Regions from separate parts of the Homo sapiens genome. Here all the other regions are linked to region 2. The links are chromatin contacts, found by Hi-C or POLR2A ChIA-PET in ENCODE. All regions are on one chromosome and are shown on one strand. Each heading gives the region's core, a stretch centred on a gene start or an enhancer-like site at or near the end of the contact. The rest is flanking DNA. Distances are from core to core; before and after follow the strand shown.

Region 1 (3,507 bases), core at 849-3,348, 490 kb after region 2:
CCATCTTTGTCCTCCGGGTGTCTGGGAATCTTTGAATTGCTAGAGGCAAATGAGTCAATTAAGGTTCAGTTAGGGTAAAAGGTCACATGCTTAAAATGGATAGAACTTTGCTTCCACATTTCTCTTTCCTGATAATATTTAAATAGCTGATACCAGGGAAGGTCACCACTGCAGATCTCCTGGCACCACGATGACCATTCTAATCAGTCCCATTCACACCCAGAATGTCAGTGTGGAAGGGACACTATTACTCCTGAGAGATCAGAGGTAAGGAGGTAAAGGGCATCACCCAAAGCTGTGCAGCTAGGGCATAGGTATTAAGAGACCTCAAACGCATTCCCCAAGTCCCTTTGGGAGAGACTACACGAAAACACAGCACAGCAACAAAAACCAGCTCTGCCGTCAGCCAGACCATAATATTCACAAGTGAACAGAGACAATGCCCACCGAACAGAAACATGTGCAGCACAGACCCTCCACATCTGTGTTTGCATCAAGACAGGGAGGAGGCCACTCCAAAATCAAAAAACATGACTAAACATTTCCCTCTTCTGACTAACAGGAATGACTTGTGTTGCTGTATCAAAGCCAGCTCAGCCCTGTTTTCATCTTCCCATCTGCTAGATCATTTATTGATTATATTAAATAATAATTAGTGATAACTATTAAATTATTATGATGCCGAATCATTGAATTGGACTCCTTTTTGACAGAATCCAATCCAGAATTCCCCTTGCTTTCCACCCCTTCCTTAGACTCAACCAGCACAAGCCCAAGTCTGGAGTGAGCTCTCCCTTGCTGCAGTAAACCACAGAAACTGACTTGCAATTGATGTCAGCTGTGTTCCCCATGGTCCGCGGATGGTGAATGTTTACGTCTCTAAAATGGGAATAAGAATTCCTACCCAATATTCTTTACAGGGCTACTGTAAGAATCAAGTCATATAATGCAGGTGGGAATGAATTTTTAAAGTTGAAATTGCTGTTAAGTCTATAAGTGAGTATGACGTGGAATTTCCAAATGGTTCTCTTTTCAGATGTAGAATAAGATATTTTTAAGATGGAAGATTCATATTAAGCTCCTGTTATGTGCTCCTGCTTCAGTTTCATGGGTGTTAATCTTTCCCATGATTTAGTGTTAAGCATAGCAATTCATAAGAAAACTTCAAAGAGACTTGCTCCAAGCCTTGAGGCTTGTCTTGGAGGAAAAGCTGAGTGTTTGCGGGTGTAGGGCCAGGTGAGCTTGCAAAACTGGTCCCTGCTGGGCCCCACCCCTGCCCTTGCCTGCTGGGAACCTTGTTCTCTATCAGGGAGTGGCCAGGGTTTTAGCCAGGCTGAGATAAGTCTATCAATCCATCTGGGAAAGGCAGCCTTTTAAAAACAACCCCCCTCATCAGTGGTCTGCCCTGCCTCCAGGATGAGGACAAAACTTCTGAGGATGGCCCTTCCTGTCCTTCCCTCTGGCCACTTCTTTTTATGTACCCCATCCAGGGCCACCCCAAAATCTCAAGAATTCCCAACTTCACTCTCCCTTTTCCAGCCTCTGAGTCAAGCAAGGCTGGTTCATGTTTTTTTTCCCTCTGCTTACAATGTCCTTCCACTTCTTGAAGGAAACTTCAAGATTCAACTCAGATATCACCTCCTCTGTAAAGGCTTCTCAGCTAACCTGCGCTGCCTCAGGGCTCTTGTAACATTTTGCATGTAGTGTTATTTACAAACTAATTGCATTGTGTTGAAATTATGCGCCTCTCCCAATCTCCAACCTCCCTGCCCCCACACACACCCCATAAGGGGCTAGAGACCCTGGCACAGTGGGAAGTCCTTGGTGAGTGGATGTACGCTTTTTCATTTTTGTACCCTCAGGGATATACTTTCCTACTGACCATGGGGCCTGGTACACAGCGGACAGTTTAATAAATGCTGTCACAGCTGCTGTTGATCTTGTTATGTTTCAGTATAAAGCAGTTTGTTTTCTTACCACTTTAGTTTCTCTTGGGACAAGGAAGCTGGAACATTTGTCACTGGAAAGTTTTTGGCAGTCACGGAAAGGTCAGTCCTAGTCAACGGATAACCCATAGGCTCTGCCCTGCTTTGATAATGCCTCACTCATAGGAAAAGAATTTTCCTGATCATATTTTCAGGCCTGCCAAGGAGCCGCTCAGGGTGGATGGTTAATTAGCTTTTGCAATGATTATTTTTCTACCAATTACAAGTAATGCTCAGCTTGGGAATTTTTGTTCATTTCAAGGACTGCTTTCTTTTTAGCATGTAGATATTTTATTTTGGACAAATACATTTTCACAAATATCTTGGGGTTTTAAATACTTTTGGGGTTGTAGCTACTGGGGAAGAAGTCAGTATCCAGGAGCAGTGGATGTTGATTCTCACCCCTTCAACCCTAGAAAGTTAGAAGTGAAGTGAGGTTTGCCCTGTAGCCTCGTGTTGTTTCTGTAGGAAGCACCCTAGCCTGGAAGTCAGTAACCTAGTTTCAAGTCTTGGTTCTTTTGTTTTTTCTCTAGTGGTTCTCTGTGGTCCCCACACCAGCAGCATCATTTGGGAACTGCTGAGAAACGTAAATATCCAAGTCTACCCCAGGCTCACTGAATCAGCAACTCTGTAGTTAGGGCCCCAGAATCTTATTTTAATAAGCCCTGGCCGGGGGCGGTGGCTCACGCCTGTAATCCCAGCACTTTGGGAGGCTGAGGCGGGCAGATCACGAAGTCAAGAGTTCGAGACCAGCCTGGCCAACATGGTGAAACCCCATCTCTACTAAAAGTACAAAAAATAGCTGGGCGTGGTGTTGTGTGTCTGTAATCGCGGCTACTCAGGAGGCTGAGGCAGGAGAACTGCTTGAACCCGGGAGGCAGAGGTTGCTGCGAGCCAAGACTGTGCCACTGCACTCCAGCCTGGGCGACAGAGCAAGACTCCGTCTCAGGAAAAACAAACAAACAAAAAAAGCAGCCTTTTAGGTGCTTCATTACCCACTACAGTTCCAGGATCACTGATCTAGTCAAACTCCTTTATTTTATCATTTCGTAGTAAATTTATTTTCTGATTATTTAAATCATGAAAGTCAATATACCATATACATACTATAACATTACATAAAGAGGGGAAGAGACAAAAGTTCAGATACAAACTCAACGGACGTATAAACATTTTCATGCATCTTCTTCCAGCATTTTTTCTCAAACACATGTATTTTCACACAGTTGTAATCACAGGACACACACAATGAGGCCTGCTCTTCATGTTGGGACATAAACACTACTCAGCGTCGCCACCTACACATCTTCCTGAGAACTATTTTTAAGGGCCACTGCCAGTCCACTGGAGAGCCGTGCCAGAACTGACTTCACCAGGCCCTGAATATGAACCTGCACAAGTGGAGGTGAAAACGCTGTAGACAAAGAGGCCTCCGCTTGCATTCCATGCATTTCCTTCTCTTCTCTTCACTTTTTCCCCATGCCTCCCCACCCCTAGCCAAGCCCCACTGGGGAAAAAATGA
Region 2 (3,784 bases), core at 83-2,582:
TCTACTAAACCCTGTATCTTGGCCAGTTTGGTCTTGAACTCCTGACCTCAAGTGATGGGCCAGAAGATTTCTAAGGAGTCTTGCATTCTAAACTTCTATTATTGTGAATCCAATGTTGTAGCAGAGACAGAGCTGGATTTGGAATCAGGAGCCTGGGATTTGAGCACAGCTCGGCCACATACCAGCTGTGTGAACATGGGCAAGTCATTTAATCTCTCTAAGCCTCACGGAGATTTACTTGACAGACTTGGGAAGGATTAAGGGGGTTACTGTACGTCAAAGTGCCTTATAAACTGTAAAGAACTACCCTAATGTCAGGTATTCTTTTATAATGTCCAGTCTTCCTTTTTTTTGAGCCAATCAGAAAAAGTAACCTAAAGTGAGTCAGATCTCAGGAATTTAAGTTGTAAAACCAGGAAATACAGTATAGTTAATTGTGCATCATAATCACCTTATGGAATTTATAGAATCGTTTTATTTTATCAATGCTTGCACTTTGATAATGAATAATACAAGGTAAAATTACAAATAGGTACTCACTTGTACAGGCCGATCCTCCATAAGAAGATGCTCACTGTTCTTGGAATCCCAAATTTTGGGGGGCAAAATAGTGAACACAGTATATGATAACGGCAACAAGTACTTATAAGCTAGTTTTCTCTTTCATTGAACAATTTCGTGTTGAGCCATCAGGTCTACCGGGGAGGATAGCAAACCTGAGGCCAACAAGAAAGAAGTTTTCCTGTTTTTCAAGTGAGGAAGGGCAGCCCTAGAATAACCTAAGCTGCCATGGGCAGGGCGATGATGTTTTCTCCTGAGACAGCCAATGAGCCATGTGTCAAAGGCCAGCCCTTCCTATTCTTTGGACTAACAGCCCTAGAACTGCTTTGAGGTCTTTTGAATGGAACTCGGGGAACCTAGTTCGTTGGTGCACACCGGCGACAATTTTTCGATTATTCAGCAGAACTGATAAAGTATTTCCTTGAGAGGTTCAGCGCGCGCACGCGCCCCCTCGGTTTGTGTTGAGTAACGCGCGCACTATGTCATTCAGTGCCCGCACATCGTTGTTGCTCAAGACTCAAGACGTTGCAAGAAAATGGCTAACGAAGCGACGAGAGAACGGCGGCGCGGCGGACGTTGCTGCGGTAGGACGTGCCCGACCTCCCAGTCCACACAAGGGAGCGCACCGCCCAAGTGGCCGCGGCCCGCTCGACCGAGCGCGCCGCTGCCGGTCCCTGCGCCAACGCGCACGCGCGGCCGTCATCCGGGTGCTGGCGGCTGCTGCTGCAGGTTGCGCTAGGGTGGCGGACCGGGGGAGGGGCCAGCGGCTCATTGTGCGCAGCGCTGCGCGGCGCCGGCGGCCGCCGAGGCCTGGGTGGAAGTTGGCGCTGCTGCCGCCGCCCTGCAGCCCACTCGCTGCCTCGGCAGCGCGCTGCTCTTCTAAGATGGCTGCCGCTACCGGTGCGGTGGCAGCCTCGGCCGCCTCGGGTCAGGCGGAAGGTAAAAAGATCACCGATCTGCGGGTCATCGATCTGAAGTCCGAGCTGAAGCGGCGGAACTTAGACATCACCGGAGTCAAGACCGTGCTCATCTCCCGACTCAAGCAGGTGAGGCCCGGCGAGGACCGGAAAGGACCGGGAAGGGGAACTTAGGCCGCGCCTCGGCGCCCCGCTTCCGCCGCAGCCTCCGGCTGCCCGCAGCCGCTGGGACCTGCGGAACGGCATGGTAGGGAGGCCAGGGGCGGCTCCCGCGAGCGTGGAGGACGGGGACCCTTCCGCGGTGCCCCCGCCCCGCGCCCCGGGCCGGGCCGGGCCTGCGAGGGACCGGCCACCGCAGCCCAGCGTGCCTCCGCCTCCCCGGGACGTCCCCGCCAGGCTGCGAGGGTTGCGGCCGGCCGGCGCGGCCTCCCAAGGGCGATCGCGGAGACCTGGGAGGCGCTGGCTCCCCAGCCTTTAGCCATGGTGAGCGTGTGCATTTCTTGGCCTCAGAGGGAATGGTTACTTTGGTGACTTCTGCGAAGTTACCGTTTAATTGTGCCCAACCGTTTCTTCCCCATCTTGAGGGGGAATTGGTAGTGGGAGTTGATGGGTGGGTGACAGAGTTTTTGTTTTCCACTAGGCTTTTAGTTTTTGCATCAGCGCAATAATTACTTTTTCTTTCCTGATTAGCTTTCTGGTTTGAGTGAGCGTTGGAATTGTAGCAGAGGAGCAGTAAGTTTGCATTACAGAAACTAGGAAAACTCTTTTTAGTTATTTACTTTAGTAGCTAGCAACTTTTCTGCAATAGAACATATTTGGATTTTTGGCCAGTATGATGTGATATTTAATTATCTTGACACGGTAGAATTTAAAACTCCTTGCGATTTTGATACCTAATGATTTTTTTCCCCTGAAAGTTTCTCTCACTCTTTCGTGTAGTTTAATTGCTCATTTTTGAAGTCGGTTGATGAAATGACTGGCAATTCTAATGTCTTGAGGCTTGAGGTTTGCTAAATTTTTTTTCATTTCGTTTTTATAAAATAAGTTTAGATAGATTGTGTAGCATATTAACTTCTCTTTCTAATGTAGGCTATTGAAGAGGAAGGAGGCGATCCAGATAATATTGAATTAACTGTTTCAACTGATACTCCAAACAAGAAACCAACTAAAGGCAAAGGTTGTTACGAGTTATGAACATGTTTTAAAATATATTTTGGTTATATAACTTGCCTCTGCTCTTGTGCCTCTTGCCCTGTTTATATAGTGCTACTCTTTGCTATTTCCCTCTGGCAGTCTGCCTTCTTGGGTCAAGGAAGAAAAGTTACTGTTGCCAGGCTTTGGGTGACTTGTAGCCCTTAAGATTCGGCTGAAGCTGATTAGAAAGTGAGAACAGTTCTTTATTGCTTCCGGAAAAAATTACAAAGTCAAGTTGTGTAATGATGCTTCATAGTGTGAAGACCTGAATAAAATACAGTTTAACACATGTCTACCTTGCCCCACAATTGGCAGAGTTTTGATGGAATTCCTACCAAATCTTTTACCTTGCCTCCTTGCTGTTTTCTTTAGTATATTAAAATTCTATAACCTTTATGTTTAGTACTTTGTTTGACTTGGTGAACTTAATTTGCATTTATGCCATTATACCTCCTAATTTTTAGTGAAATTCAAAAAGACCTCACCAATCATACTAACAAGGTAGAGGGAAAAATCCATGATTAATTAGCTTAAAAAAGTTTTAAATTATAGGGATGTTAAAGATTCTTATTTTTAACTTTTAAGCTAGAGCAAAATATATTTATTTCTAGGATATAATGATTTAGTGACTAGCTAAAAGTGGTTTTAAATGAACGTTTTGCAGTATGAATGGAACTTAGGTATTTTTTAAAGCTTCTTGGTAAATGAAACCTTTATTTGAATAACTGCAAATTTCTCCCTCCTATAAGGACAGTGGCAGAGGGTGGACATGATATATCTGGATTCTGGTCTTTACCTACAATTTTCATGCAGAGTTTGTCATGAACAGCTGCTGCATTTTTTGTAATCTAATTTTCTTTACTGCTTTAAGTGATCCAAGTGTTACTCCCAACCACTGAATGATTGCAACTAAAATAAAATGAATGGATTAATATTGAAAAGGGAATATTAAATTTTGATCTTAAGCACACCTGGGTATCAGAGATGAGGACAACTCACTATTTTAAGTCTTCCTAGGTTAGGAGAGTCCCCTGTTTGTGCCAAAGGAAATTGAAAAGGGCTAATAAGCATTCCCTGGGAGAGGTGGGGATGTAGTTTAGAGAAGTAAAAAA
Region 3 (3,675 bases), core at 519-3,018, 460 kb after region 2:
ACTTATTCACGGTTTAGTGGTTTGCTGGTAGAGACAGATGTGTGAGCCAATGGTTGCAATGCAGTGCTCCAGGAGTGCCTGAGCACAGGGGTAAGTGGTGGGGTGGCTGTGGGGAACCAGAGGGGACAGTCACCTTTGTTTCTGGGGGGTGGTTCAGGGAAGATCTGATGGAGAGAAGGTAATAGTTGAGTTGGGTGTTGAAAGAACGGGAGTGTGTTGGGCAGAGGCAGGGAAAAGGTATATTCAGGACACTGCAGGACACTGGAGATGGTCAAGAGGCAGATGGTGAAGGGCCTGGGTGGCCGGGCTGTCTGCCTTTTCTATGGAGGCCACAGAATCTTTTGACAGATCTTGAGCAGGGAAGAAACATGATTACCTTTGCCTCTTAGAAGGATCACCTGGATTATGGTGTGGAAGATGGAGGGGAGAGGGCAGCCAGCTTCAAGCCTGTTGTTGTGGGAGCACAGGCCAGACACTGAAGAGGGCAGTGGCAATGGAGGGGAGCCAGGGGACACATTTGAGAGACAGACAGGAGAAAAAGCCAGCTGGACTTCCTGACCACATGAGGTGGGGGAAGGAGAGAGAAGCCCACAGTAACTTCCCCTGTGGGAAATTCTGACTTGGGGAAGGCCTCTCAGGGTGAGGGCTGAGAAGGGGCCACCACAGGTGGCATTTGAGAACTCATTGGTTTCCTTAGAAAATAGGTGGAGGGATGGTAGCTGGAGATGTGTCCTCTCCTTTGGTCACTGGACAGAGGCCCAGAATCCACGAGGACCTAGCAGCAGTTGCTCTCTGGGATGGGGCAGGTCAGGAGGCTCATTGGCTAGTTGTACTTGCCTCCATGCAGGAGTAGCTTTGAGAAGCCAGGGGCAGCTGGGAGGGCCATGAGTGGAGGAGAATTGCATGCTGAGAGGAGAGCTGAGGTCTCTGAGGATGCTCACCCTGGGCAGAGAGGCCAGGGAACGACCTCGAAGGTTGTCACCCTCAGGGATCCTGCGTACCTCCACGCAGGGATGCTCACTGTGTTCCCCAAGGTCAAACTGATTTGGGCTCAACGTAGGGGAGACCTTGTTTCCTCCTCTACAAAATGCTGATAAATTACCTACATCAAAGATGGTGGAGGGTGGAATGTGAAATTCGTGAAAAGCCTCTTTTTTTTTTTTTTTTTTTCCTGAGACAGGGTCTAGCTCTGTTGCCTAGGTTTGAGTGCAGTGGTGCAATCATGGCTCACTGCAGCCTTGACCTTCTGATCCTCTTGCCTCAGCCTCCCAAGTAAGTAAGTGGGACCACAGGTGGGACCATCAAGCCCAGCTAAATTTTGTATTTTTTTGTGGAGATGGGGTCTCTTTATATTGCCCGGCTGGTCTCAAACTTCTGGGCTCAAGTGAATCACCCTGCTTGGGCCCCCAAAGTGTTGGGATTACAGGCATGAGCCACAGTGGCCCACGTAAAGCCTTTTTACTGCCCCCAGCAGAGAGGATGCACTTCCCAGGGGTGAGATGCCCCTGAAGAAACCGTCCCCTCTTCCCCCACCAAAGGGCCTAGTCCCCTGGAGATTTCAGCAAAGGAGGGTTGGTTGCTTGATGATTGATGTAGAAGGGCTTTGGACCAAGTAACTTAGATGTTACTTTCTCACAGTACGTCTTTGCTGAGTGGGCACATGTACCTGATGTGGCTGCAATGTGTTTTGGCTGAAAATGAGTCATTAATAAAAAAGGTGGGGAGTTTCCTTACCTGGTTTGCTTCAACACAAGATAAGGAATGCAAAACAGCTATAGTCTGGCAGGAAAACTGGACTGAGTGGACTAGCTTGGGGATCGTCAAGACTCTTGATCTTATTGGAGGCAGCTTGGTACATTGCAATGAGGGGGAGATTTGGGATCAGGGAACCTGGGATGGAGCCATGTCTTTCTCCCTTCCCAGCTGTGTAACCTTGGACAAGTCACTTAACCTCCAAGACTCACTTTCCTCCTTCATCAAGTGCTGTGTGAAGAATGCAGGAGAGTGATTTAAGCAAAGCCCCCTAACTGCCTGGCGTCTAGTAAGTACACAGGTAATTTTAGCCAAATCTATAGCTGAACCAGCCGATGCCAGAAAGATATTAACTGGAGCAGTTTTTTCTCCTCCTACCTCCCTGCTGCGTCTTCCTATGCTGTCCCCAGACATTTCCCCTGGAGTTGTGTCTGTGGGTTGTCATTTTGTCTGCTTGCCTTTCATCCTCCAAACGTCTTGTTAATCGCACAGGAAGTGGGTGGGTAATGGGCTTCTCTGTTGTTCCACTGGCCTCCCATTGAGTCTTACAGTTTTGCTTTCCTCACCACGAGGGCTTCTCACACCCTCTAATGACTGTTTTCCTTTCGGAAATGGCATATTTTTAGACAAAAAGCATTTCCTGGGGCTCATCACTGATTCCCTGGCAGATCTCTGACTTCTCAGCAATTTTCCCTGCTTCTCTCTGGTCACATAAAACCCACCCTGGCAGCATAAACATAGGAAATGCAGGAAACACAGGCCCCCAGCAGCCTTCACTACTCTGAGCCAATACCCAGTGCTGATCCTTGGTTGAGGCATGAGGTCCCAGCTGCTGGGACTGCAGAGGCTGTTGCTTCTGGCTGCCGTCCTCCCCCTCCCCAGCTGTCCAGGCGTCCAGCTCCCCTCTGCCAGTGCTAGAGGGTAGGGTGGTAGTGTTTTCAAAGTTAACAAAACCATGCCCCTTTCTGAGTGAAACCCAAGTTCAGATGATTCCCTTCCCCTCTTAGTAACAGCCGTAGTCAGACACACCTGGGTTTGAGTCATGGCTTAGCCCTTGGCTAGCTTGAATGCTCTAAGCCTCAGTTTCTTGGTAAAATGGGGGCAATACTAGCAAACCTCATAAGGCCGTTGTGAAGACAACATGGAATACAGTGGGTGAGTACAATGCTTAGCCCCATGCCTGGCACTTACTTGCCTTTATTTTTTCTGATCTAAATTATTACAATGATTTAATTATAATTTTAAATTTATACAATTTGTTTTATAATTCTTTAAATATAATTATATCTATTTTCCCTCTCCCACAGGCTGTGAGCCCCTTGAGGGAAGGGGCAAGATTTTTTTTTTTTTTTTTTGAGACAAGAGTCTCACTCTCTTGCCCAGGCTGGAGTGCAGTGACAGGATCTTGGCTCACTGCAACCTCCATCTCCCAGGATCAAGTGATTCGCATGCCTCAGCTTCCTGAGTAGTTGGGATTACAGGCGCATGCTACCACACTTGGCTAACTTTTGTATGTTTTGGTAGAGACAGGGTTTCACCATGTTGGTCAGGCTGGTCTTGAACACCTGGCCTCATGTGATTCACCTCCCTCGGCCTCCCAAAGTGCCGGGGTTACAGATGTAATCCTGCTAAGATTTCTTTTTTTTTTTTTTTTTTTTTTTGAGACCAAATGTCACTCTGTTGCCCAGGGTGGAGTGCAATGGTGCAATCTTTGCTCATTGCAACCTCTGCCTCCCAGGTTCAAGTGATTGTCCTGCTTCAGCCTCCCGAGTAGCTGGGATTACAGGCACGTGCCACCATGCCTGGCTAATTTTTTGTATTTTTCGTAGAGATGGGGTTTCACGATGTTGATCAGGCTGGTCTTGAACTCCTGACCTCAGGTGATCCACCCACCTTGGCCTCCCAAAGTGCTGGGATTACAGG

What was found. A loop is a pair of places that touch in the nucleus more often than their neighbours do. ChIA-PET counts read pairs that join two places held with the same protein, here RNA polymerase II (POLR2A). Pooled maps may share reads with other maps.
Region 1: a pooled map shows a loop between it and region 2 (3-fold over the local background). The contact joins the enhancer-like site here to the promoter of SLTM in region 2. A Hi-C loop is called at or near these places in 9 of 50 pooled maps. POLR2A ChIA-PET finds 5 or more read pairs at or near these places in 2 of 52 experiments (A673 and CD8-positive, alpha-beta memory T cell).
Region 3: a loop to region 2 is called in a pooled map, with 9 times the contacts of the local background. The contact joins the enhancer-like site here to the promoter of SLTM in region 2. A Hi-C loop is called at or near these places in 8 of 50 pooled maps. POLR2A ChIA-PET finds 5 or more read pairs at or near these places in 3 of 52 experiments (CD8-positive, alpha-beta memory T cell, MCF 10A and Panc1).

The regions. Positions count from the first base shown.
Region 1 is chr15:58,438,887-58,442,393 of GRCh38, reverse strand. The region is part of intron 1 of LIPC (lipase C, hepatic type); the gene reads right to left. The region is part of intron 2 of LIPC-AS1 (LIPC antisense RNA 1); the gene reads left to right. Among named protein-coding and RNA genes, the nearest start is that of LIPC, 8.6 kb to the right of the region's middle. RefSeq lists a silencer at 3,139-3,379. Within about 2 kb of position 2,098, at least 23 of the 41 ENCODE cell types and tissues checked have a DNase peak (open chromatin) inside an H3K27ac peak, as active enhancers do.
Region 2 is chr15:58,931,227-58,935,010 of GRCh38, reverse strand. It overlaps SLTM (SAFB like transcription modulator), which reads left to right and starts at 1,332. Exons shown (of 21, transcript NM_024755.4): 1 at 1,332-1,607; 2 at 2,568-2,655. The coding sequence starts at 1,446. RefSeq lists enhancers at 886-975, 996-1,135, 1,426-1,665 and silencers at 1,166-1,345, 1,716-1,975.
Region 3 is chr15:58,472,009-58,475,683 of GRCh38, reverse strand. The region is part of intron 1 of LIPC (lipase C, hepatic type); the gene reads right to left. All of the region lies in intron 2 of LIPC-AS1 (LIPC antisense RNA 1), which reads left to right. Among named protein-coding and RNA genes, the nearest start is that of LIPC-AS1, 25 kb to the left of the region's middle. Within about 2 kb of position 1,768, at least 10 of the 41 ENCODE cell types and tissues checked have a DNase peak (open chromatin) inside an H3K27ac peak, as active enhancers do.